Linked DNA regions of Homo sapiens: regions 1 and 2 are each linked to region 3. Evidence: chromatin loops called from intact Hi-C (ENCODE). Cell type or tissue: PC-3. All regions are shown on one strand.

Evidence for each region. Peaks named below come from ENCODE experiments on the same cell type or tissue, not always from the same donor. Only the 100,000 strongest peaks of a DNase experiment are listed, where the experiment ranks them.
Region 1: it touches region 3 in a loop (3.0-fold over the local background); 10 of 110 quality-filtered maps call a loop at or near these places.
Region 2: it touches region 3 in a loop (3.0-fold over the local background); 8 of 110 quality-filtered maps call a loop at or near these places.

Annotation. Positions count from the first base shown.
Region 1 is chr21:35,016,128-35,024,127 of GRCh38, reverse strand. All of the region lies in intron 2 of RUNX1 (RUNX family transcription factor 1), which reads left to right. Among named protein-coding and RNA genes, the nearest start is that of RUNX1-IT1, 19 kb to the left of the region's middle. In PC-3, no CTCF peak of the experiment used is centred here; a DNase peak (open chromatin) is centred at 4,407; H3K27ac peaks cover 1,731 bases.
Region 2 is chr21:34,961,904-34,969,903 of GRCh38, reverse strand. The region is part of intron 2 of RUNX1 (RUNX family transcription factor 1); the gene reads left to right. Among named protein-coding and RNA genes, the nearest start is that of RUNX1-IT1, 74 kb to the left of the region's middle. In PC-3, no CTCF peak of the experiment used is centred here; DNase peaks (open chromatin) are centred at 2,223 and 4,203; H3K4me3 peaks cover 1,105 bases; H3K27ac peaks cover 4,091 bases.
Region 3 is chr21:34,895,667-34,903,666 of GRCh38, reverse strand. The region is part of intron 2 of RUNX1 (RUNX family transcription factor 1); the gene reads left to right. Among named protein-coding and RNA genes, the nearest start is that of RUNX1-AS1, 63 kb to the right of the region's middle. In PC-3, no CTCF peak of the experiment used is centred here; a DNase peak (open chromatin) is centred at 3,046; H3K4me3 peaks cover 367 bases; H3K27ac peaks cover 1,596 bases.

The DNA of each region.
Region 1 (8,000 bases), 120 kb before region 3:
CCAGAACGTAAACAAACATATGGAGGCACCTAGCTGTAAAGTAGGCTGGGAAATACAGTCTTTTGCTGTGCAGATATGTGCCAGGCTAAATATTTATTTGTTTATTGATTTGTATTTATTTAATATGTTGATATATATTTATAATTAGTATATAGTATATATGTAAACTATATAAATATAGTAAAATATATAATAATTTAATACACACATATATAATAAAATATATTTCACCTAATATTTAATTTATGTGTTTATTATTTTTACAAAAGAAGTCTGTGACACCATAAAACTGGTACCCACAGATGCTCTCCTTATTCTCACTTCCACCCATCCTCAATTGTGTACCCACTTGTGAGCCGTCACTCCTGTAAATCAGGCAATGTTGACTGGATTCCTGTGCCCCCCTTTCATTTCCCACCCTCAGGCTCCAGTCCTGTCTTTATCCAGATGCATTCACAGCTGGAGACTAGCCAGGAGAGAAAGCAAACCATTGGCCTCAATGAGGCAGGGCTGGAGACCAAAGTGCAGGGAAGCCCTACTCTGCCCTGCTAGCCCCGCAGGTCAACTTGAACCACCTGAGTGCCTCTGGCCTCCCGGCTAGGGAGGAGACAGTCATCCACAGTCCAGCCCCCTGCCATGAGCTGCAGCCTCAGTCTGATCCACCCACCCACCTGGGACAGGGAGAGAGTGACAGAGGAGAAGGGAAATGCTTGCAGGTGAAAATCTGCCTGCTTTTCCTACAGCAATGACATATGGGCTTCGAGTAGTTTCTGTTTGCATCATCTCACAAGACTTGATTGTTAATTTTCCGGAGTTTTGCAGGCTGGCAGTTAAACAAAGACATCATGCAAAATTAAATTATGCAAACTTAAGAGTTAAACAAAGGCCAGGTGTGGTGGCTCACACCTGTAATCCCAGCACTTTGGGAGGCCAAGGTGGGCTGGTCACTTGAGCCCAGGAGTTTGAGACCAGACTGGGCAACATGGCAAAACCCTGTCTCTACAAAAAAGTACAAAAATTTTCCAGGAATGGTGGCATACACCTGTAGTCCTAGCTACTGAAGAGGCTGAGGCTGAAAGATCACTGGCCCTGGAGACTGAGGCTGCAGTGAGCCGTAATCATGCTACTGTACTCCAGCCTGGGCAACAGAGCAAGACCTTGTCTCAAAAAAAAAAAGGTCAAAATCACTAAAAAATAATCTCCGCCTTATTATTATTATTATTATTATTATTCAAACAGAGTATCATTCATGTTGCCCAGACTGGAGTGCACTGGCGCGATCTCGGCTCACTGCAACCTCCACCTCCTGGGTTCAAGCAATTCTCCTGCCTCAGCTTCCTGAGTAGCCGGGATTACGGGCACCCGCCACCACACCCCACTAGCTTTTGTACTTTTAGTAGAGATGGGATCTCACCATGTTGGCTGGGCTGGTCTCGAATTCCTGACCTCAGATGATCCGCCCGCCTCAGCCTCCCAAAGTGCTGGGATTACAGGCCTGAGCTACAGCGCCCAGCCTCTGCCTTATTATTTTATTGCAGTTTACAAAGATCTATATGCACTTGTTTCTTATCTCTAAATGGTGGAAATGCTCTAACATAGAGTGTTGCTGTGAGAGGAACTATAGTGATCAGCAGTGATTGCTGAAATCTGCACATGTTATAAGTCAAAGCTGTTTATCCTGAAGAGCTGGTTGTTAAATGTTCCCCAGCTCCTGCTGGTTTAGGGATAGGAGATTACTGATACCAGACACCCTTCAGGCACTCCTGCGGGGCGCAGGCTAGAAAACCAGCGGACTCCATCAAGAGTAAGACCGAGAAGGAACCTCTCTTTACCACCCAGCCTATCTCTCAACATGCCCTTGCCTGCACACACCTGGTGCAGACGCTTCCACCCTCTTTCGTCTGTTCAAAGGTAAGCCACATTCCTTTGCCCGGTGCTGCTGGTAAACCACGGAACCGCCAATCAGCTCCTTCAAGACTATTGTCTACACCCGCTCTCAGCTACATGTTAGCCCGTGTTCAGTCTGGAGGGGACAATGATCCCCAGCAAACTGCTTCTGAAGCTGGAGTTGACTGTTTCACAATATAAACACATGTATTTCACATTGATATGTGTCTTGGGGATCATTCTCGCCTGCTCCTGGAGTTCTTGCCAGCCTCTTAAATGGGAACTCCTACCCTTTTGGAAGCATTGAGAGAAGAGCTCTGAGCTTCTATCTGCCTCTGCCTTCTTCCGCCTTATGAGAGGAGAGGCACATCCAATGGGAGAGATTGAGAGAGGCCTTCTGGGGACAGCCTGCCTGATATGGTGCATTCTCCTCTGCCTCTGTCTCCCTGGATGAGGCCTGAGGCAGGGCCCGCTCCCACCCCAGCTATGTCCTGATCTCAGGGCTCAGCAGAGATGAGGTCAGCGCAGGCCCCTGTGGCTGGCTGGGTAGGTCCCTGCAGGTACTTCTCATGCTCTGGAAGAAACCCCAGATGGGCTCTTTCTCCAACTCAACTCTACAAGCAAAATGCTGGTATTTACTTCTTCATTTGATTTCAGGGGTTTATTTCTCAGTTGCTTCAGAGCTTGACATGGGGAAGATAGTAATGTTTAGCTCAGTGTATTTATATATTATGTGTATGTGCACACGCATAGTGCTCATAGTGTATTTAAGTGACTATGTTTGGAGCTTCTATCATTATTGCTTATTCCACAAATAGCACACAGAAACATTTTCCCTGATAGAGAAAAAAATCAGCACCTAGAAAGTTAAGACCATTTATTTAGTTAGTTCATAAACACTTAGACAGTGCTCGCTCGCTATGTGCCAGGAATTGTTCTAGGTGCTTTGCAGATAATAACTCATGTAATCCTCAGAACAATCTTTACATAGTAGATACAGCTATTCACCCCATTTTGCGGATGGGAAACTGAGAAACAGATTGGTGTGCAGGGTTACAGGGCCTGACTCAGACTGACTCAGACTTTCTGGCTCCATGGTTCAATTTTACTTTGCCAGTCATGGGGAATGAGCATACTCCAAAACCTAGGGACAGAGTATCCCTGGTGGACACTGCCAAGATGGAATTTTCTCTTGAGAAAAGACTAAAGCTAAACATGTTATTGTCTCCCCAAAGTCATTACCCAAGTGCCTCAGCCAGCCAGCCTGAAGGTAAGTGGAGATGATGGGAAGCCCCAGATTCTTTGTGGGGACCTCATTCCCCTTCTCAAAGCTACTGACAAGGACTTAGGTCAGAACGTTCCATAAGTCCCCATAGAAGCAAAGTGTACTTTTAAAGGTTGTAAATACATTTTATAAATGAGACACTATTTAAAGGCATTAAACAAGCAACAGACTTCATTTATTTAGTTATTTGGGGGTTTTCTAATCAAGATTCTCACTTGCACATCAGCCTAGACCACAGAGAATCAGTCCTGGCTTAAATCTAAAACTGAGATGGATGATGGGGCAAGAGGAGGAAGTCGATGCAGCAGCCAGGTGACGTTGGCAGCTTCCTCTTCCCCATCCTCGAGGGGACAGTGACTAAGAGAGTACCTGGACCAATGTTTGTGGGTGCTCATGGAAATTCCTTTGCATAAGCCAAACTCTTTCGGGTCTCATTGCCTTCTACTTTATCCTCCCAGATCTCACCTCTGCTTGCTTTGCCTTCTCAATAAAAAGCCTTAGGAACATCCCCAAAGGCCTCAGACATTAGAACTAATTACATCTGTCTTCAGGAGCCACTTTCTCCATGAGGGTGATCAAACCCAAACACAGAAGCACTGTGTTTTCTACCCGTGGGTCACAGCAGCCCAGGATTCATCTCTGCTCCATTAAAAGCATGATGCTATGATGAAAAATGCTCAAGGGATCATTCTTTTGTTTATTACCAGGTCCTCTGGAAAGTAAGGTCGGGGAGGAACTAATGAAAACTTTCTATAGAGAAGGGGAACAGTTGTGCTATTTTGGTTAAAAAAAAAATCTAATTGCAACTCTTAAAGATTTAGAAAATAATACTTTTTCAGTTTTTTTATTGCTATATATACAGTATTAAATCATTTTGACTTGTTTTGCTGTTTTCCATATTTGAAATATCTGGAATTGGGAAACCCTAAGACCCAAGATGAATCCTGGTCCGCCTAAGACTATGTAAACAGCCCATTATCTGCTTCCCCGATACCAAGTTTGTCATGAAATTGACAGCTTCCTGATAAGGGCTTTCTATTTCTATAACCAAGCAGCCCTTCGCTAGAATCTTCTGGGGTCAGGAGAAAGTTGAAGCCGCGTGCACTGATCAGTGCACGATTTTCCCAGTGAGTAGCTGTGTGCAAAGGGCAATGCTAATTGTCCCCTTGTTCTGGCGATGGACTTGGCTTCGGCAGGTTTGGGTTTATGATTAACTAGGCAGAAGGCTGATTGTGGTTGTCGATCCCTTCCCTGGAAGGTTGTTTGCATAGGTCTTATTCAGCTTTCTGGGGGGTGTGGGTGTGATCCTGTGTGAGGTGCAGAGGCTCAAGGGCTCAAGGAGGTTTGCCACATTTTCTTGCTGTGATTCCAGAATGCTTTGTCCGAATATAGATAATCATTGAATTATTTTAATTTTTTCAGCATTAGCATTTTCTATGAGGTTGTTGCTAACTTGCTCAGTGCACTGGCAGTATTATGCCAGGCCTCTTACAGACATAAAAGAAAGCTATGTATCTTTGTCTCCCAGCAGTTTGAGGACAGAAGACATATACCTGTGGAATAGGTGGGGAGAATCTTAAACTGCACAGGACTAAGCAGGGCATGCAGTAATACCATAGCCATTCAGACGACTGGAAGGCTAGAAGGTGTCTCGAGCCATTACAGAGGACTCAGGTCAACTTAGGATTTTGCTGTTAAAGGAGAACAGGGAAAGGTATCCAGGAGAAGAAAGCAGCACCTGCAAGGCAGGAAGTGCCAGGTGTGGTTGAGGACGATGAGTGGATCACTTCAAATGAAGGGGATGCAGTGTTAGAAGGTAATGATGGGATGGTTGACCAGTTCAGGTTAGCCCAGGCCAATCTAAGCCAGATGGTAAGACTTCCTCCTGAAGGCAGTAGAGACCTATGGAGACTTTTGAGCTGAAAGTGTGGTGAAATTATTCCCTGTTTCCCTTCAACCCCCAAAGAAAACCAAGCTGCCTTTGTTCGAACAACTAACGTTGGCTGAGGGTGCTTGGAGAGTCAGCCCCAAGCTAAGTCTTAGGCCTCCAAAAAGATTAAGATAATCCCTATTCCTGAGGGGTTCCTGATCTCATGCAGGTTCACTGCAGATCGTTGGGCAGGTTGGACACTGTACAAAGGCACCCCACTGAGGGGGACTGTGGGAGGTGAAATCCAGCCTTGGCTCTGCTTGCCAAATCAAGGGTCCCAGGGTGAGGTGTGACTGCGTAGAGGAAGGGGCACCTTTTTCAAACAAAAGGATCATCCACTCACCAAGCTGTGTTCCTGAGGGGCTGCGTATGTCCAGAGTGCCTTATTTAATTCCCCCAAGTTAAGTGATAATTCAAACGATATCAGATCACACTAAGAAATCAAATTACTTGGGCCTACAGAGGAAAGATTTCTTATGAAAGGTTTGTAAGATATATGCATTCGTCCGCTCAGGCTGCAAAGTACCACCGACTGGAGGACTCAAGCAACAGAAATTTATTTTCTCCCAATTCTGGAGACTGGAAGTCTGGGATCAAAGTGTTGGCAGGGTTGGTTCCTTCTGACAGCCATGAGGGAAGGATCTGTTCCAGGTTCACCTTTTGAGATACTAGGGGCTGGGCCTTGGAAATATGAATTTGGGGCCAGGCGCAGTGACTTATGCCTATAATCCCAGCACTTTGGGAGGCCGAGACAGGCAGATCACTTGAGGTGAGGAGTTTGAGACCAGTCTGGCCAACATGATGAAACCCTAAAAATACTAAAAATGCAAAAATTATCTGGACATGGTGGCATGTGCCTGTAGTCCCAGCTACTCCAGAGGCTGAGGCAGGAGAATGGCGTGAACCAGGGAGGTGGAGGTTGACGTGAGCCAAGATTGCACCAGTGCACTCCAGCCTGGGTAACAGAGTGAGACTCCATCTCAAAAAACAAACAAACAAACAAAAACAGGAAATATAAATTTTGGGGTATGGGCACAATTCAGCCAGTAACAATATACTATACTCTCCATATTATTCATTGATTTAATATCTGGGGTGCCCTTGCTGGACCCAAAGCTACCAGCCCTTCCAATTCAAGTGGACAGTTCCACCGTTAAATCTTTGTTCTTTAGCTAAAGACTTTACTTCTTTCTCTGGAAGGACTGCTGGTCCTTTGCACCCGGGTGAATGCCCTGCAGCTCCTTTCCTGAAGACGGCTATGATAAAAGCCCACTGGAGAACACAGAACTATGAGAAGAAAGATGGCTAACACAGACTCCCCAGTGCTCAGTCCCCCAAAACATAGACCCAGAGTGATTCATAGCAGGGCAAACTTAGAGTTCCCACGTTCCCTGCTCATTTGATAGATCAGCACCTTCTGGCCCACGGAGGTGAAATAACTTATCCAAAGTCACACCAGATAGCCTGAAAAGTAGACCTCAGGTGTCCTCATTTCAGTCTCCTTGGCCCCTATCACAACTGGCCCCAATACTCTCTCATGTTTTCCAGTTGCTTAGGCGTGTGTAAAATGAGCCTGATCCCTAACCAAAATGTGACATTCTGACATCTGCAAATTGATGATGCAATTGTCCCCCCACTCTCCTTTCGGCACCCTTTGTTCACTCGGAGCTCCCCTAGCACAATAAGCTTTAGATTCTTCATTCCTGACAAGCCACATAGGTTGTGAGAATTATTTAAATATAAAAAGCACGTGTGCTGATCTGTCAGCATACCCCAAGACTTTGCATATTGAAGTCTCTGATCTCAAACTCTGGAAAGAAAGGCTTTACCCCTATCAAAGGCATTTCTTACCCTAAGAAAGTGGAGGAGGTCTGGGTGCAGGGAACAGAAGGTAGACAAAGACTGATTCCCCACTTCATACCTCCTAAATCACAAGTGAGCCCAGCTTGATTCTGAGGGAGGCCAGCTCCACCCACTCCTTCCCACCCCCTCCCATTTTTGCCTCTTTTCCATTTAAACCCTCACCCCCTTCCCATTACTGCTCTTTGGGCCCTTACTCTGCACTTTATGAGCTTCTCTGCCTGCCACCCACCCCTAGGCCTTGGCTACTCTGTATCAGCTACACACACACACACACACACACAATGTGCACACACTGCAAGTCCCAGAGATTCTACGGATTCTGATACAACAGGCTCTTCAGTAGGCTAATGTAGAGCCTCTTGGATGGGAAGGACATGAAACAGCCCTGGATGGAAGGGGGCCTGGGGCAAGTGCTAAGAGGTCCCCAGCATTCCTGTCTTGGTCCCTTTATACCTGGACCCTTCAGGCCCCAGAAATGGGGTATCAAATGACTACACTAGCCCCTGGACCATGGGTCAGGACAGATTAAGGCTGTTCTGTCCCCTCAGGCAGAAGAAGGAGCAGGATGAGGGAATTGAACTGTACCTATTTTATAATTTGCCTGAGTTTAAGAAAGGGAGAGGATGCTGCTTCTTCCTCCTCCAATATGCAGTCCCTCATCTTAGGACCCAGATCTCCAATTACTTCTGCAGCTGGCGTATGGTGGGCAAAACAAACTCCAATGGGCCTGGGCTATTCCATAAGCCTTATTCCCACTGTAACTTTATTTTAATAGAAAGCTTTACTCAAGCCCCAAACAACTGACTCACCAGTGCTCTTTAGGAGAGAAGCTGTCTACAAGAAGCTGTGTATGTCCTGCAACCTTTGTTCTAGATCAGCCACTTCACCTTGCAGTCACACCCCACGCGCAAGGGAAGCAGAGAGCACTGAAGACAATGGCATGTTGGGTTGCAGAGAAACAGCAGTGGAAATATAGCTAACCATATCCAAGGCCTGTCTTAGGCAAAACTGCAAAACAAGCATTGTTTCCATTAT
Region 2 (8,000 bases), 66 kb before region 3:
TAAAACAATCCTCAAGATGATCAATTTTGCAAAGTAAGCGTGACACCAGTCTTTTGTCTTTCTTTCAGTTCTCATTCCACTTTTGACTTATTTGTGGAAAGTTATAATTAGATTCTGCCTGGCCTTTGTTTTTTTTTTGCTTTAACTGATAAAGCGCTGTAAATCCTGGACATCACCCACGAGTGCAGTCATTTATGAATTTTGCTGTTTTTTTTTTATGCATTGCACCATATGCAGACCCAGCTAAGAGGCATGGGTCCGTGTTCCTGGCATGCAGGAGAGTCACTGAGAGATATCATATGGTCTCCTGGCAGAAGTACAAAGTGCCTCTCGCTGTTTGATCTACTGTCTTAAACTTAAATGCAAAATCTGATAATTGGGTCAGGCAGAAGAAACTGAGCAATAAAGTTCTTTTCATTTCCTTTTGCTATTTCTCCACGTTTCATCTTTTCTTCCTTTCTTGTCCTCTCTTTCTCCCATCCCCATTTTCTGTGTTTTTTTTTTCTCTGTTGGCCCCTGCAGGAGACAGCCTGCCCTGTGAGTAGAATGGATTAGAAGAGATGGGTTTGTGGCTAGACAACCTGTCAGAGGGTCCCCAGTCACCTCCACCTGCTCCCTGCTCTATGCGCATTTTTGCTCCATTAGCAACCACACTGGGTAACCATCTTCAGCTTGCAAACACCAAAGTCGTGGCAGGTTTACATGTTGAGAAATATTACTGCCTTTTCAGACAGGGTTGTGTTTGATGTAAAAGGAATTCATCGTAGTCGCCCCGGTTTGGGCCATTAAGCAGACAGAGGCCTGTACTTCAAAGGGCGCAAGAGATAAATGAAAACTGAACTTCCTCTTCACACTGAAGGAGACCTGTAATAGGAAAAGCCTGACTTATACCTTTCTGCTCAACAGTTTCTAAATGGGGAGGCAGAACTCTTCCTTCTTGATTTCATCACTCCAAGAACTATTGCAGAATTGCCGGCGGGGTTACTGAATTGTTTTAGCTACATGTAGAACCACGTAGGTCTCCTAAAATACATGAATTTGGCACTCGCTGCAGAGTTCAGAAAAGTTCAGAAATGACAACACTTTCTGTTAGCATCATTCTTTCAAATCACAAAGGGCAGTTACCCTCAGGTGAATCATAGAAGTTTTCCACAGATCAGACCACCTGCTCACAGTAGTAGATGCTGCATGGATACCCTCAAGCAGAGTTGGAATGTTCCAGAAACTCCTGGGGTTTGGGGAGGGGGTGCCTGGCAGCCAGGCACACTGGTTGTCCTCATCTACACCCCGTACTGATATTAGTATAGACAATCAGCTGGACTCAGGATAAAGAACATTCTAGAGGGTCTTAGTCTTGAATAAGAAGGCAACAGGGAGGCCACTGAGGAGCGGTAAGGTAGGAAAGGTGTTTGCCTCATGAGGATGTGGAGGATAAGTTTTCCCAATGGTAGCAAAGCCACCCTCTTCCGTGCTGGCTGCCCCACCTGTGGCTCCCCAGGCCACCGCTTTCGGAGGGTCTTGTCCCACATTTGGACTCTTCAGAGGCCACGCCAAAGGACCCTTTCTACCAGGACCTCCATTTCTGAAGCTTCCTAGCATCCTCTCTGATGATCCCATACTGCCTTGCAGCTCTAAGAGACTCTGCGAAGAGACACATTGCTTTGGAGGAATCAGCCCCAGGCCAAAGCAACAAGCAACACCAGAGTCCTGCGGAGAGCTGAGAAGCAACTCGCCCACTCAGACATAGACACACAGATGGACAAACTGGGATGCAGTCCTGGATCTAAACAACTCTGCAACCTGCCTCCTGGGGACATTCACGCCCTTGCCACAGTTGCAGGAAGCTGGATCGGGCGTTTGGGGCTGGTGAGGGAAATACAGCAGCCTGGAAATGTCAATCAGTGTTTTTCTCAGACTTTAAGGCACTGGGAAGTGGGGCCAGGGAGGCGTCCACTGTTTCTCTAGTTGCCTCAGCCACAGCACCTACATTAAGGAGGCTGCAAAACTGGTTTCAATCTGACGTGGAAAAGATGTCTTTCAGCAATTGGTGATTATATGAATTGCCACTCCCTTCGATGGAAGCTGCCTTGGAAATAAAGGCAGTTGCCCTAGTGAGTTCAGTGTGGTTTTGTCAGTCTTCTAGCTGCAGTCTTTCACTCAAACATTTGAGACCCTGCTAGGGAGAGCTCAGAGGATCCCAGTGTTGGGATTAATGAGTCACCCTCACTGTCACAATCACCTCAGGCCTCGTCATTTTATGTAATGTGACTCTGTGTCACTTCTCACCACTATGGGGCTGGAGAATCCTTTTCTCTTTAAAACACTACATTAGACCTTTTCAACTTAACACCAGACTCTTAGACACCCTGTGCATGCCTGCAAAAGGGCTGATTTGAGACAACACTGAGATCCTGTGTTCAGGGCTGGATGGCGAAGTTCAGCCTCCCCCGTGACACTGACGTGGCACAGTTGAGTCTCGGTGGCCTGGTGAGGGGTCCATCCATGATTCCATCAGTCCAGACGAAAGCTCAATGGGAAAACGCTATTCTTCTTTTTTTTTTTTTTTTTTTTTTTTTTTTTTTTTGAGACCGAGTCTCACACTGTCGCCTGGGCTGGAGTGCAATGATGCGATTTTGGCTCACTGCAACCTCCACCTCCCAGTTTCAAGCGATTCTCCTCCCTCAGCCTCCCAAGTAGCTGTGATTACAGGCGCCTGCCACCATGCCTGGCTAATTTTTTGTATTTTTAGTAGAGATAGGGTTTCACTATGTTGGCCAGGCTGGTCTCGATCTCCTGACTTCATGATCCACTCGCCTTGGCCGCCGCGCCCGGCCTGGGAAAATACTATTCTTAAAAACACGTTTGTGAATGTGTTTTCATTACATCCCTAAGATTTTTTTCCACTTACTGAAGAAATTGGATAATTGCATGAATAACCTTTTTATTTTTTAAATATGCCCTTACTCTTAGGACCCCTGCGCTCTCCTTCCTTCACCTCATCTGGCACATTTTCATGAAGAGAACGATTTACAGCCACTGCAGTTCTCTCGTTTGTAGCCTCCATCACCATAAAAAGTGAAAATCGAAAACTCTTGGGTGGAAATTAATGTAGATACAACATTACTACAATTCTTTTATGGCGTATATAACCATAATAGCATTTTCAGTGGGAAAAGCAAAAATAAATAGAAGGGCAAATGATGTTAATTTCCATTTGCAGCAAACGCATAATCAGATCAATTATCTGATCCTTGGGGAAAAAGTAAGTTGTCATTGATTGGTGGGGTGAAGCCTTCTCTGAATGTCCATGACAGAGTGAGATACTTATGGTGTTGTACATTGAAAGCAGTCAATGAGGGGGTGTGGGTTGGGGGCTACCTCACGCCTTCCTCTGGACAGCAGGGCAGTAAACCAAAGCATCTTCTTCTCCCTTCATTGGCCATGTGGCTTTAGGCAAGTGGCTTAACCATTTGGAGCTTGATTTCCACATCTGCTAACTGGGGATAATAAAAGTATCCACCTCATAGCATTGTAAGGTTAAATAAATTGATCCATAGAATGCACTTAAAGTGGCGTGAGGCACTTAGTAAACCCTTGAAAAATGTTTGCTTATCATTTATTATTATTTTAATTATTATTCATGATGCAAGGTAAAGAACAACGTTTGGACTTAGATAATGAAAATCCAAATTTAAGCTCCACTACTTTCTTGCCTTGTGATCTTGGGCAAATTAACCACTCTCAGCCTCAGTTTTCTGATCTGTAAAACAGGGCTCTATCTAATGTATAGAAGTGTGCAGATGAAGTGGGGTAAGAAATGCAAGAGCACTATGTAACTGAATGTGAGACCTCACCAATGTGCCTTTCTCCTGGGGACATCAGAGACCCACAGGAGGGGACTGCTCCATCGAGACCGCCCTGGGATGTGGCTGGCACATAGCCATCCCTGTCCTGGCATGCAGCAGTGAGGATGCTTACTTTCCCAAACTGTTAACCACAGGCCACACAGGTGTCACCAGGTGTGACCCTTAGCAATGTCCTCCTCAGCTTCTCTTTGCAGCTCTGGGGCCAGGTCAGAGAATGGCAAGGCACAAGGAGGTAGATACTTGATTCGGAAATGCCCTAGATTTCAGAGCATCCAGCTTCACAGGACTCCCCTGCCTGGGTGTGTGTGTGTGTGCTCTGTGTCACAGATTTTCATCTCGAGAGTCCCATAACTGGTGAGTATGACCACCAGGAATTCTAGGGAGGAAATGGGGCTCCACAGAAAGTAAACAAGGACATGCAGTTCTTTATACAAATATCCTGCATGAACACTCCAAACATCCTTTTTATTTTTTTGCCATGAATGGGAAAAGCTTTTTTTCTCTTTTTTTCTTTTTCGTGTTTTTTTCTTTTGTTTCAAATTCTTCTCTTGGCTCATTGCTCTTAATGCTTTGTCTCCCTAAAAGAGGTACCTATGTAAAAACGGAAGTATCTGGCCCTACGCAGTGGAAAAAGAGACTAAACCCGAGGCTGCGAGATCATCAGGATTGCATAAAAACGCTCCAGATGATTTTTATTTTCCTTTCCTGACTGGTCTGTTACTGCTTTCTGAAAATTTGGAAATAAAGTGTGGATTATAGGGCACTCAGATCTGTGTGTGTAGATGTGTGGATGTGCATGGCAGTGTGTTGGCATGTGTGTGAGGCTGTGTGTGTGCACGTGCGGGAGCATATGAGTATGTGTGCATATGTGAGAGTGTGCATGTTGTGGGGGACTGTGCACTTGTGTGAAAGTGCATGGAAAGGAGTGTATGTGCGTGTGCATGAGCATGTATGTGTGGATGTAGCATGTGCATGGAAGGCTGTGTGTGAGCATGTGTGTGTATTCACATCCCTGCCTACATTGGTGTGTGCACGTATGTGAGTGTGCTTGTGTGTGGTAGGGTGCGTGTGTGAATGAGTACATGCATGTGTACAAGCACATAGGTGCAAGCATAAGTGTGCATGCGTGTGAGTGTGAGCCTGTGTGTACGTGTGTGCTGAGAGCATTGTGGGTGTTGGTGCTTGTCTAGCCAGCCATCATGCCCTCAGGGCAAGTCAGAAGAGATCATAGGTATTTTGCATTCAATGCGCAGGTGAGGAAGCTGAGGCCCAGAGGACATAATTCACCTGGTCACAAAGCTGGTTTGTGGCAGACACTGGATCAGAAACCATCATACTACTTTTCCTTACTCTTTGCTCCTCTCTGAGACATCACCACCTACAAGGCTGATTCCTCACCTCTGCCTCCCTCAACTTTGTACTTCTTCAACATGAAGGCATAGGGCGTGTCTGTAATTCTAGATTAGTACCAAAATGTCCTTTCATGCCAAAAAGCACACAACCTTCCTTTGTCATCTGAACTTCTTTTCTTTTCTTTTTTTTTTTTTTTTGAGATGGAGTCTCGCTCTGTCGCTCAGGCTGGAGTGCAGTGGTGCAATCTCGGCTCACTGCAACCTCTGCCTCCCGGGTTCAAGCGGTTCTCCTGCCTCAGCCTCCCGAGTAGCTGGGACTACAGGCGTGTGCCACCATGCCTGGCTAATTTTTTGTATTTTTAGTAGAGATGGGGTTTCACCATGTTAGCCAGGATGGTCTCGATCTCCTGACCTAGTAATCTGCTCACCTCGGCCTCCCATAGTGCTGGAATTACAGGCGTGAGCCACCGTGCCCGTCCCATCTGAACTTCTTGAGTTCAGCTTCCATGGTGCTGCTGTTGGCATCACTTGTTCCAGGTCACTTGGTTGAGTTTGTTGGTTGTTCTCTGTTCCTCCAGTGGTCAGCACGTATCCCCCAACTGGGCTAGACCCTTATCGCAGTGGCTGATACTTCCTCTCCCTCATCAGTTCTGTGAGTACAGGGGTAAAACCTGGAATGAATGAATGAATGAATGAATGCCATCCCAATCTTCCATCTACATGATAAACTTTATCTATTTGAAATTGAGGCATGCAGGCTCTTAGAATATACAGAGATCAGGTGTGCTGCTTGCTTGTGCCAGGCTCAGGGTTCCTTGTACCTGACAGTCAGGCCCAGTGGGTCTCTCGAAAGCCTCCCTTCTGGAGGAATCTGCTCTCACATTAACTGTGCTCTGGATCTCCCTGTTTCAGCGTCGGGGTAGAGACAGCTGTGCTGAATAATGCCCCATTGATTCACCGTCAAAATCCACATCTTGTCTCGCCTCCGGACCTGCCCAGTTGTGATACTTCTTGGGGGTGGACTATAGCTTGAACAACTTACAGATCAAGGGAGGGAGAATCAAAGGCCACCCTTGGCTGTCAAAGTTCCCTTATTTCAGGTCTTTTCTTCTCCTTCTCCCATGGTTGCTGGGCAAATAGAAGGATGGATGTTGAACCTCTGAGTGCAACCAGCTCACATCATATTTGAAAACATTGAGGTTCAGTGACCAATACTGAGCTGCTCAGTCAGTGGCCAAACTAGGACGAGAGACGACTCTCAGTTCTGGGCTTTTTCATCCTCACGTAGCAGCAACCTGGTCTTACAAGGACTCCTCTCTGCAGGAGCTTTAAAAGGCCACTACTGTCCTGGACAGCCTCTCTGCAGATGTGCCGGGGGGAGGAGTGTCATCTTCCACGTGGACCCAGCACCTTCGTCCCAGTTGGCCATAAACACAGAGCAGTGGTTCAGGGTTCAGGGAAGCCAGGACTGGTCTTTGGAAACCAAAGAGTGTGCTCCTTCGCACCCTAGGTTCTTCGTGGGCGTTTCTTCTGTGCTGCCTGCTGGGCTGAGCGCTTAAAGATACAAACACCAGAGTCCCAGCCCTGTCCCAGGAGGACTGCAGTCTAACCTGTGCTCTGTTAACAGAGTTCTCAGCCTTGACTGCTCCTTAGAACCGCCTTCGGAGCTTTTAAAACTCATTGAGAACAAAGTGCTGATGTTGGGCAAGGGTGTTTCCTCCTTCCCTCCGTTTGCTGGGGGCTCTCTTAGATGATAATAGGGCAGGCCTGTGATGTGGTGGCAAAGTTCAAGAATACATATTCAGATTTTATTCCCATAGCCAAACTCACCAAGGTTGTCAGGACAGTGACAACGGTGAGGCAGGAAAGTGAGCACTGTGGGTCAACCTACTCATTTGCTTCTCAGAAGAAACGCCATGTTCCCCATCTCTGAATCACCCTTTGCAAAATGATTGCAACGCGAATGCGTATGTCTGTGAACGAGGGAGTGGAAACTTGCGTGGTGCATAAATCTGGATTTGGACTGTATAGCCGAGATCTTTTGGCTTAACTTTTTCACCCAAGCACAGCCTCAAAATGCCAGGGTGGCGTGGTAAAGAAAAAACACACAAACAACAATCACATCAATGGTTGAGCAATCTTAAGATTTAACAAAATAGAAGGGAAAAATCTTGCCAGATTACTACAAATTTTTATAAGTCGTTCCTTTACTGGCTGTTTGGTGATATTATCTTTTATATGCTAGCAAAAGGGAAGAGTTAACAGGAGAATGAAAAGCAGAGAAAGAAACTTTCTTTTGGTCAAACAGAACATCCTGTTTTGAGTTCTAAACAAACTCTTAGTTGTGGAGTTCTCAGTCCTTTGCCTCAGGCGAAACACAGCCTCTTCTTCCTAAATGTTTAAAAATATTTAGTGGGAGCAAACAGTGCAATGAACTTCTCAAACATCAAAACAATCTATAAATGGAAAAAAAAGAATTTAAATACAACTTACAGCTGGGCACAGTGGCACATGCTTATAATCTCAACACTTTGGGAGGCCAAGGCAGGAGGATCACTTAAGCCCAGGAGTTTGAAACCAGCCTGGGCAACATAGCAAGTCTCTACAAAAAATTTTTTTTCAAAAATTAATCAGGCAAGGTGGCATGCACCTGTAGTCCCAGCTACTCAGGAGGCTGAAATGGGAGGATCACTTGAGCCCAGGAGATTGAGGCTACAGTGAGTTGTGATTATGCCACTGCACTCCAGCCTCGGTGACAGAGTGAGACTCTGTCTCACAAAAG
Region 3 (8,000 bases):
TTATTATTTAATTGACAAATGTAGATATCTCAGCACTTCCTTCACAGATCAAGACCTTGTAAGCAAGACTGAGATCAAGGTCTTACTCTGGATTCTTGAGTAGACTTTCTATGTCCCAAAACAAATAGGTGATTCGGCACCCAAAATTTAGCTAAAGCTTCTATATTCCCTTTCTAAGGAATTCTGCTATGTTTGTGGGAAATTTCTCTATAGTCTATATGGGATCATAAATAGGAAAAATTTTATTTTAGTAAAAAAGTCACAAATTTGAGGTAGTAACAGTTGTAATAATAATAATGAAGCTTATCTGTTTATTGAATAGGAATTAAACTATATTGTACATCCATATTATTTTTAAACTATTATTTTGTAATATACATAGTGAAACTTCACTAATTTGGTGGGCATGGAGTAAACAGAATTAATCAAAGAGCTGAATTGTAATATTTTTAGTGATTATAATAATAAATTATTTTGGATAACACTGAGTAACTGTGGGTCTATTCTCAATCACCATGTAAATTATAGAATACGATAGCAACATGTCTGTGATTTTCTAGAAGATGCAGAATCTCAGAGTTATTTTTATGTGTATACTTGTTTTAAATCATATCTTCTTGAATCTGCTTTTTAAAACAGGCAATACTTATGTGAAATTAGAGAAAACCTATGTGAAATGGGAAAGTCCTTAAAATGTCCTATCTCTAGTTGATTCTGGGTCCTCTTTTTCCTTCCTGGCCCCTTCCCACTCGAAACCCAAGTTCACTCTAGCCATATGCTGACATGGGTAAGCACCAGACCCGGGCCGATTTCCCACAATTCCAAGTGGCATTTGCATAAATGTTCCTGGAGCTGGAAAACCCACCTTGTCCAAGCCTCTTGTTTTGTGGATGAGGAGGCTGAGGCTGGGGCAAGGTAAGTAACTAACTTGCTCACATGGCTAGTAACAAACTTCCTACAGGTTCCTCTACCTTATGAGATAGTGAGTACTCCTGCACTCAAATATATTGGGGTTCATGTTAATTGCATGAATTAATCCAGTCATCAATAACTCTAAATCTTAAATTTTGAATTTGGAATCTGAGTGAATGATTACCTAGCTATCATTTGAAGATAATATATTTGTGTGTGTGAATCTCATGTATACCTTTATATAGAATATATATGTATTTATGTCTTTATAATATATATTGATGTCTTTACTCCAAGTATCCAAGAATTAGTTGTCCATGTAGAAATTTGCTGTTTCAGCCAGCTTTGGGGTATTTCCTTTGCCTGTCCTGTACCCACCATTGTCCACATTTAAGGTCTAACATAGACCTACCTACTGCTCTACCAGCTCACCAAGGGTCGTCTTATCAAGCTGGTCTGCAGTTAATCCCCTACCCTCCTCCCTTCAAGAACCAATTAAAATCACTCTGTTATTTTTGAACACAAAAGTTGCTTAAGGAAAAAATACTTTCTATCTCATAATTCTCCTAGTGAAAGAGTAAATTATAAACACAAAGAATCCAAATAAATGATTCTGTTTGGGAAGGAGCATTTGCTGTGGGATAGCATGTGGGACATGAGGAACAGGACCCCTGCTTTCAATTCATACATTCATTCATTTCTTTTTTACTCAACTTAGAAAAATCATGTCACATTTCCTATTCATTGTGGTGGAAATAGCTTTAAATATATTAACTAAAATGCCTCAAATAAAGCAGATTACAAAAGAAAGCAGACTCCAGAAGTATTAGCAACTTTATAGACTCTGCATCTATCATCCACCAGAAAATCTTACTAGTGTGACATTCGCCAATTAGGGAACTGAAAGCCATGGACAAGTCCCTAAACTCCCCTCCCTGGAGCGCAATTTTCAGATGCTCCACTTGGATACTTTCTCACAATGCTTAGCTGAAGGATATCACTCGAAGAGAAGACTGGTTTCATGTGGAGAGTGACTTCTCAGTCTATCTCTTAAAACATAACCTCTGTCTGTAGCTGACGGAACCAAAGAGCATGTGGAGAAGGGCCCACACCAAAGAGAATGTGGAGAAGGGCTCACACCCTTTCCAGGGTCCACACGTTGGCCCCTTAACCTCTGTCTTCAACCCGTAAGACTAACAGATAGAAACTGGTATTGTTATTATTATTATTATTATTTATTTTTGAGACGGATCTGGCTCTGTCCCCCAGGTTGGAGTGCAGTGGTGCCATCTCAGCTCACTGCAACCTCCGCCTTCCGAGTTCAAGCGATTCTCCCGCCTTAGCCTCTCGAGTAGCTGGGACTACAGGCACGCGCCGCCACCACGCCCAGCTACTTTTTTTATTTTCAGTAGAGACGGGGTTTCACCATGTTGGCCGGGCTGGTCTCAAACTCTTGACCTCATGATCCACCCGCCTCTGCCTCCCAAAGTGCTGGGATTACAGGCGTGACCCACCGTGACCAGCCAGAAACTGTTATCTTTGCACAAAAGAGACACTTGGACCTTCAGGGGTTCCCAGCAGCCCCTTAAGAACCAACACAGGCAAGTAGGGGCAGTGGTTTCTGTTGTGAACCTCTCCCCACATTCCCGCTCCTTGGTTATTTCTTCTGATGAGGATGGATTCCATAGCTTAGACCATTAGACCAGTAGCTCCCTCACTGAATTGATCTATTACTGTGTTTTAACTGGTAGATTGCCAGCAAACTGAAACATTGATGGCTTTTTGAAAAATTTATATGCTATATTTCAAAATAAACCTGTTTATAGGAATTCCTATTTGAGAGTGAGTATCGTTTAACCAATTGGAAATTCTATTTTAAAATCATGGCCTATTAAAAATAGAACCTCCAATTTCTGATCCATAATGCTTATATTTAAAAATACGTCAGGTGTGTTTCATAGGGAACTGGTTTTGCTGGAAAAGAAAGGGACAGGAGATGCTTTTGTAATATTGTTTCCGAGCTCAAGGAAACCAAAGCACTGTTTTATAGGCTGAGGCATGCATGACTGGTGAATGTTAAGTGGAAATGAACAATGTGTGAGATTAACTTGTGGCTATCCATGGCTGTAAAAATGCATTAGTGGTGTTGTCAGTGGTTAGTAGGCCTTTGCAACTCAGTTATTGCTGCTGAGTATGTGTGTTCTTCCACCTTTGAGTCAATCAAGTCATGCTGTAATAAAAATTCTGAACTTTGCTTCAGGACAGCTCAGAGGGAAAACACGAGTCAAGTAAGATGCACTATTTAGTGGTCCTCACTAACAGCAGTTTAAAAACAGCTCACTCAAGCACTAGCAGACTAGTAGCAAAATTGCTATCCAGGGTGAATTGTGTTTTGAGTGGTTCCTGTAGAACTGTACTGTCCAATATGGTAGCCACTAGCCACAAATGAGTATTGACCACTTGCAATGTGGCTAAACCAAATTGAGATGCGCTATAAATGTAAAATACACACAGACTTTTGAAGACATAGTACAGAAACAAAAGAAAAATGTAAAATAGCTCATTAATAATTTTCATATTGATTACATGTTCAAATGACAATGTTTTCAATAGATTGGGTTAAATAAAACATATTAAAATTTATTTTGCCCATTACTTTTTTAATGTGGCTACTAGAAAATCTTAAATTATGTATATGACTCTCATTATATTTCTATTGGATGTGCTGCTCTAGAATAAGAAAGAATGTCCACATAGCTTTTGTTTGTTTTTTGTAGAGATGGGGTCTTGCTATGTTGCCCAGGCTGGTCTCAAACTCCTGTGCTCAAGCAATCATCCAGCCTTGGCCTTCCAAAGCACTGGAGTTAGAAGCTTGAGCCTCTGAATTCAGCCTGTCCTAATGGTTTAAAGGCAACTTGTCAGGATCTAATAAGGAAATTTGACTGGTAATACAATGTTTTGACCATCTTGCAAGCTGCTGGCTGCAACCGGGCACTCTGCAGGCAAACTGCATGGGCTGAGAATGGGTGAGCTGATTACTAAATCTTAAGTGTCCTCATTTGTAAAGTGAAGGGAGTAATGATGGACCACTCACTGCTCAAGAATTAAATGGGATAATGTATGTAAAGCAGCTCCTTGTGAGGCCTGATAGAAGATGTACTGGTGACTTCTATTACCATACTTGTCTTGGTCAGCTCAGGCTGCTATAACAAAATACCACAGACTGGGTGGCTTAAACAGCAGACATGTATTTCCTCACAGCTCTGGAGGTTGGGAAGTCTGAGATCAGGGTACCAGCACGATTGGGTTCGGTGGAGGGAGGGAGGGAGAGAGAGAGAAAGAGAGAGAGAGAGATCAATCTGGTCTTTTCTTATAAGAGCATTAATCCCATCATGAGGACCCCAGCCTCACAACCTCATCTTAATCTAATCACCTCCCACATATCCTACTCATAGCAGCACATAGAGGATTAGGGCTTCAATGTGAATTTTGGAGGGATACAAACATTCAGGCCATAACAACAGCTTAAAAAGTCCAATCGCACCAGGCGTGGTAGCTCACACCTGTAATCTCAACACTTTATGAGGCCGAGGTGGGCAGATCACTTGAGGTCAGAAGTTCGAGACCAGCGTGGACAACATGATGAAACCCCATCTTTACAAAAAATACAAAAAGTACCTGGGCATGGTGGCACGTGCCAGTAATCCCAACTTCTCAGGAGGCTGAGGCAGGAGAATCACTTGAACCCAGGAGGTGGAGGTTGCAGTGAGTGGAGATCATGCCACTGCACTCCAGCCTGGGTGACAGAGTGAGACTCTGTCTAAAAAATAAAAATAAAAAGTTCTATCTGAGATACTGGATCCTCCAACTCTGAGTGCAGACCTTGAACCAGCGGCAGTGGCAACACTGGGAGCTTATGGGAAACCAAGAATCTCAGGCTTCTTCCGAGACCTGCTGAGGCAGAATCTGTAGTTAACCAGACTCACAGGGGCTCAGGTACGCATTCACTTTCTGCAGTGCTGCCTAGGGAATTTAAAGGTGAGTAAAACACAGCCTCGCTGGCAAGGTGTTCACAATCCACTGGTGCGTTTGTGTGGGAATGAGAGTGAATCTAGAGAGATGAAGACAATTATCTGGTGGGCTGTTAGGAGGCTCAATAAAAAACACCCCTGCTCTCCGGTGATCCACAATCAACAGTGAGATGACAAAGGAGTCAAGCAGATGGAGATAAAAATACCAGCTTGGTCACTGATAGAACTTTTGGAGAGCATGGCTTAGGTATGTGGCTTCCTGCTACTGAGCTCCAGAAATAGGGAGACTCACTCACCAATACCCAAGCAGTGTCTCCCCAAAAGAATAAGGAGAGGGAAAGAGCATGCCCAGGGTACTTGTTTTCTTATTGCTGTAAAACGAGCAAATTGCCAAGCTTAGCACCTTAAACAAATTTAGCCCACAGTTCTGCAGGTCGGAAATCTGGTGGTGCTGTACTAGATTCTCTGCTCACAGCTTCATAAGGCCAAAAATCCAGGGGTTGGATAACCTGAGCCCTTACTTGAAGGCTTTAGGGAGAAATTCACCTCCAAGCTCATGCAGGTAGTTGGCAGAATGCAATTCCATGGGGCTGTAGCATAGTGGCCCTCGTTTCCTTGCTGGCTGTCAATCAGGGGTCACCCTCGGCATCTAGAGACTGCTCTCTAGTTCTTGCAAGTGCCTGCTCTGTCTTCTAGCTACAATGCTGACTTCACTTCTGCCCCAGCCTGAGAAAACACTGTGTTTGTAATGGTCTCCTGTGATTAGATTAGGGCTACCAGGAAAATCTCTCTGTTGCATGAGTCAAAGCCAACTGATTAGTAACCTTAATTACATATGCAAAAAAAAATCTCTTTTTTTCCATGTAACATAACCAGAGCATGACAACTCATCATATTCCCAGCCCCAGGGATTAGGGTGGAAAGTTTGAGGGGTTCATTTTATGCTTCTGCCTTCTACAACCAGTTTCTGCTTCCAACGCTACTAACTAGGTAATTCAATCTTTTATGGTGGAGGAGGAATGAGGGTGTAAAAAGAGGTCAAGAGTTTTACACTAAGGAATGTTGTTCCACATGGAAACCTGAAGCCAGGGAAGGGGTGGTTCCACCACTTCCTCTCACCCGCCCCACCACCCAATATATTTAAATAGCTATAACCCAAAATATATTATAATTCAAGTCACATAGGAGATGTGGAAATGATGATAAAGCATGTGATTGGTCTTTAAGAGGCAATTTCACCTGAGGCAGAAGGATCTGCCCCCCTCCAAGATGAGGACAGGAAGGGTAGCTCTTAATCCTGCAGAACTGTGCTAAAGACCTTGCATTGAATTCCAGATGCCCAGGAGAACACAGCAGAACTATGGTGCAGGAGACTAATCTGGAAGTACTGTATACAATTAGCAGGAACCCCCTTTTTCAGAGATCTTTGTAAGAAATCTTCAGAGAGGTAATGAGAACTTGAACCAGAATGATGTCAATAGGAATTGAAAGGTGGGGGCCGAATTGTTATCAACCAAAGAAATCAAAAAGAGATCTTGGCAACAGACTGGATGAGGGCAAAGATCAATCCATGGATCCAAGTCTGGAAACTGGGAGAATGATGGTGCAGTGGGGAAAACAAGAGGAAGACCTGGGTTGAAGTGGAAACTGATGAATTTTATTTTCAGTAAAATACACATGGCAAACACTAATTTTCTCAGGTTGCTTCCATCTTACACACATGCACACATATATATACACAAACACCTCTCAACACTGGTCTTTCTCTCCTCCTGCTACCTCACCAGTTTCCCTCCCTCCTCCAACAAATTTCATTCTCTCCTTCCCTACATCCCATTCGCTTTCTACTCTCTGCTCCATTTCTGCTGCTGCCACTCAACTGAAGCTCCTTTGGCAAAGGTTACATGGCACTCTCTGTAGACAAATCCAGTGGAATATTTTCATATTTTCAGTCCTTGTTTTCATGGCCCCTTTGTGGCCTTTGGGCCATGGTTTTCCTCCAAAGCTGGCATTTTCCTTTATTCTTTTCTTTTCTTTTTATGAGACAGAGTCTCATCCTGTCTCCTAGGCTGGAGTGCAATGGCACAATCTTGGCTCACTGCAACCTCCGCCTCCTGGGTTCTAGTGATTCTCCTGCCTCAGCCTCCTGAATAGCTGGGATTACAGGTGCCCACCACCATGTCTGGCTAATTTTTGTATTTTTAGTAGAGACAGGGTTTTACCATGTTGGTCAGGCTGGTCTCGAACTCCTGACCTTAGGTGATCCACCTGCCTTGGCCTCCCAAAGTGCTGGGATTACAGGCGTTAGCCACCATGCCCGGCTGCATTTTCCTTTACTCTTATTACTTATTCTCTCCTCTTTCTTTTCCTAGCTCCATCTCCTTGGTTGCTCCCTCTTCTGCTCACCCTGGAATGTTGATAATCCCAGAACCTGAGAATGGTCTCTTCTCACTGGAAACAGTCTCTGAAACTAGCATAGAGTTTGATTGTACCCTAGATACAATCTGAAACTACAATAGATATTCTAAGGATGTTCAGCTCATTATTTCTACATGAAACCTCTCCCCAGAATTCCTGTTTTCCCCACCAGCACCTCCTATTCTGTTCTGGGCATCCAAAGCTCAGAGAGACATCACGATGTCTCTCTGTAAACCCGCTGTTTCTGGTCTTCTCTACTACTATTAAAGGACAGATGCTGGGGAGACTCCTCCCCCTCCCTCACCTCAATCCCCTCTTCCATCTCCATTGCTTAATCCAGATCCTCATGACCCCTTGTCTGACAACTGCTATAGCTCCCCACTCCTCATCTCTACTCCCTCCAACTCACCGAGCTGTTGTTGACAGACTTATTTTTCTAATATATATATTAATTTTGTTATTTCCCTGTTTGGCTTTGACAGATCAATTTTCCCGCATGTTGAAGTTCACATTTCCTCAGGTTGCTTGTGCTTCCAATGACCTATCTACGTCTATGTATTTTTGAACTGCTGCACTCCCTCCCCCACTCCCCAACCTGGTCTCAAACCTATGCCCCAACTGTACTGGAACTGACACACT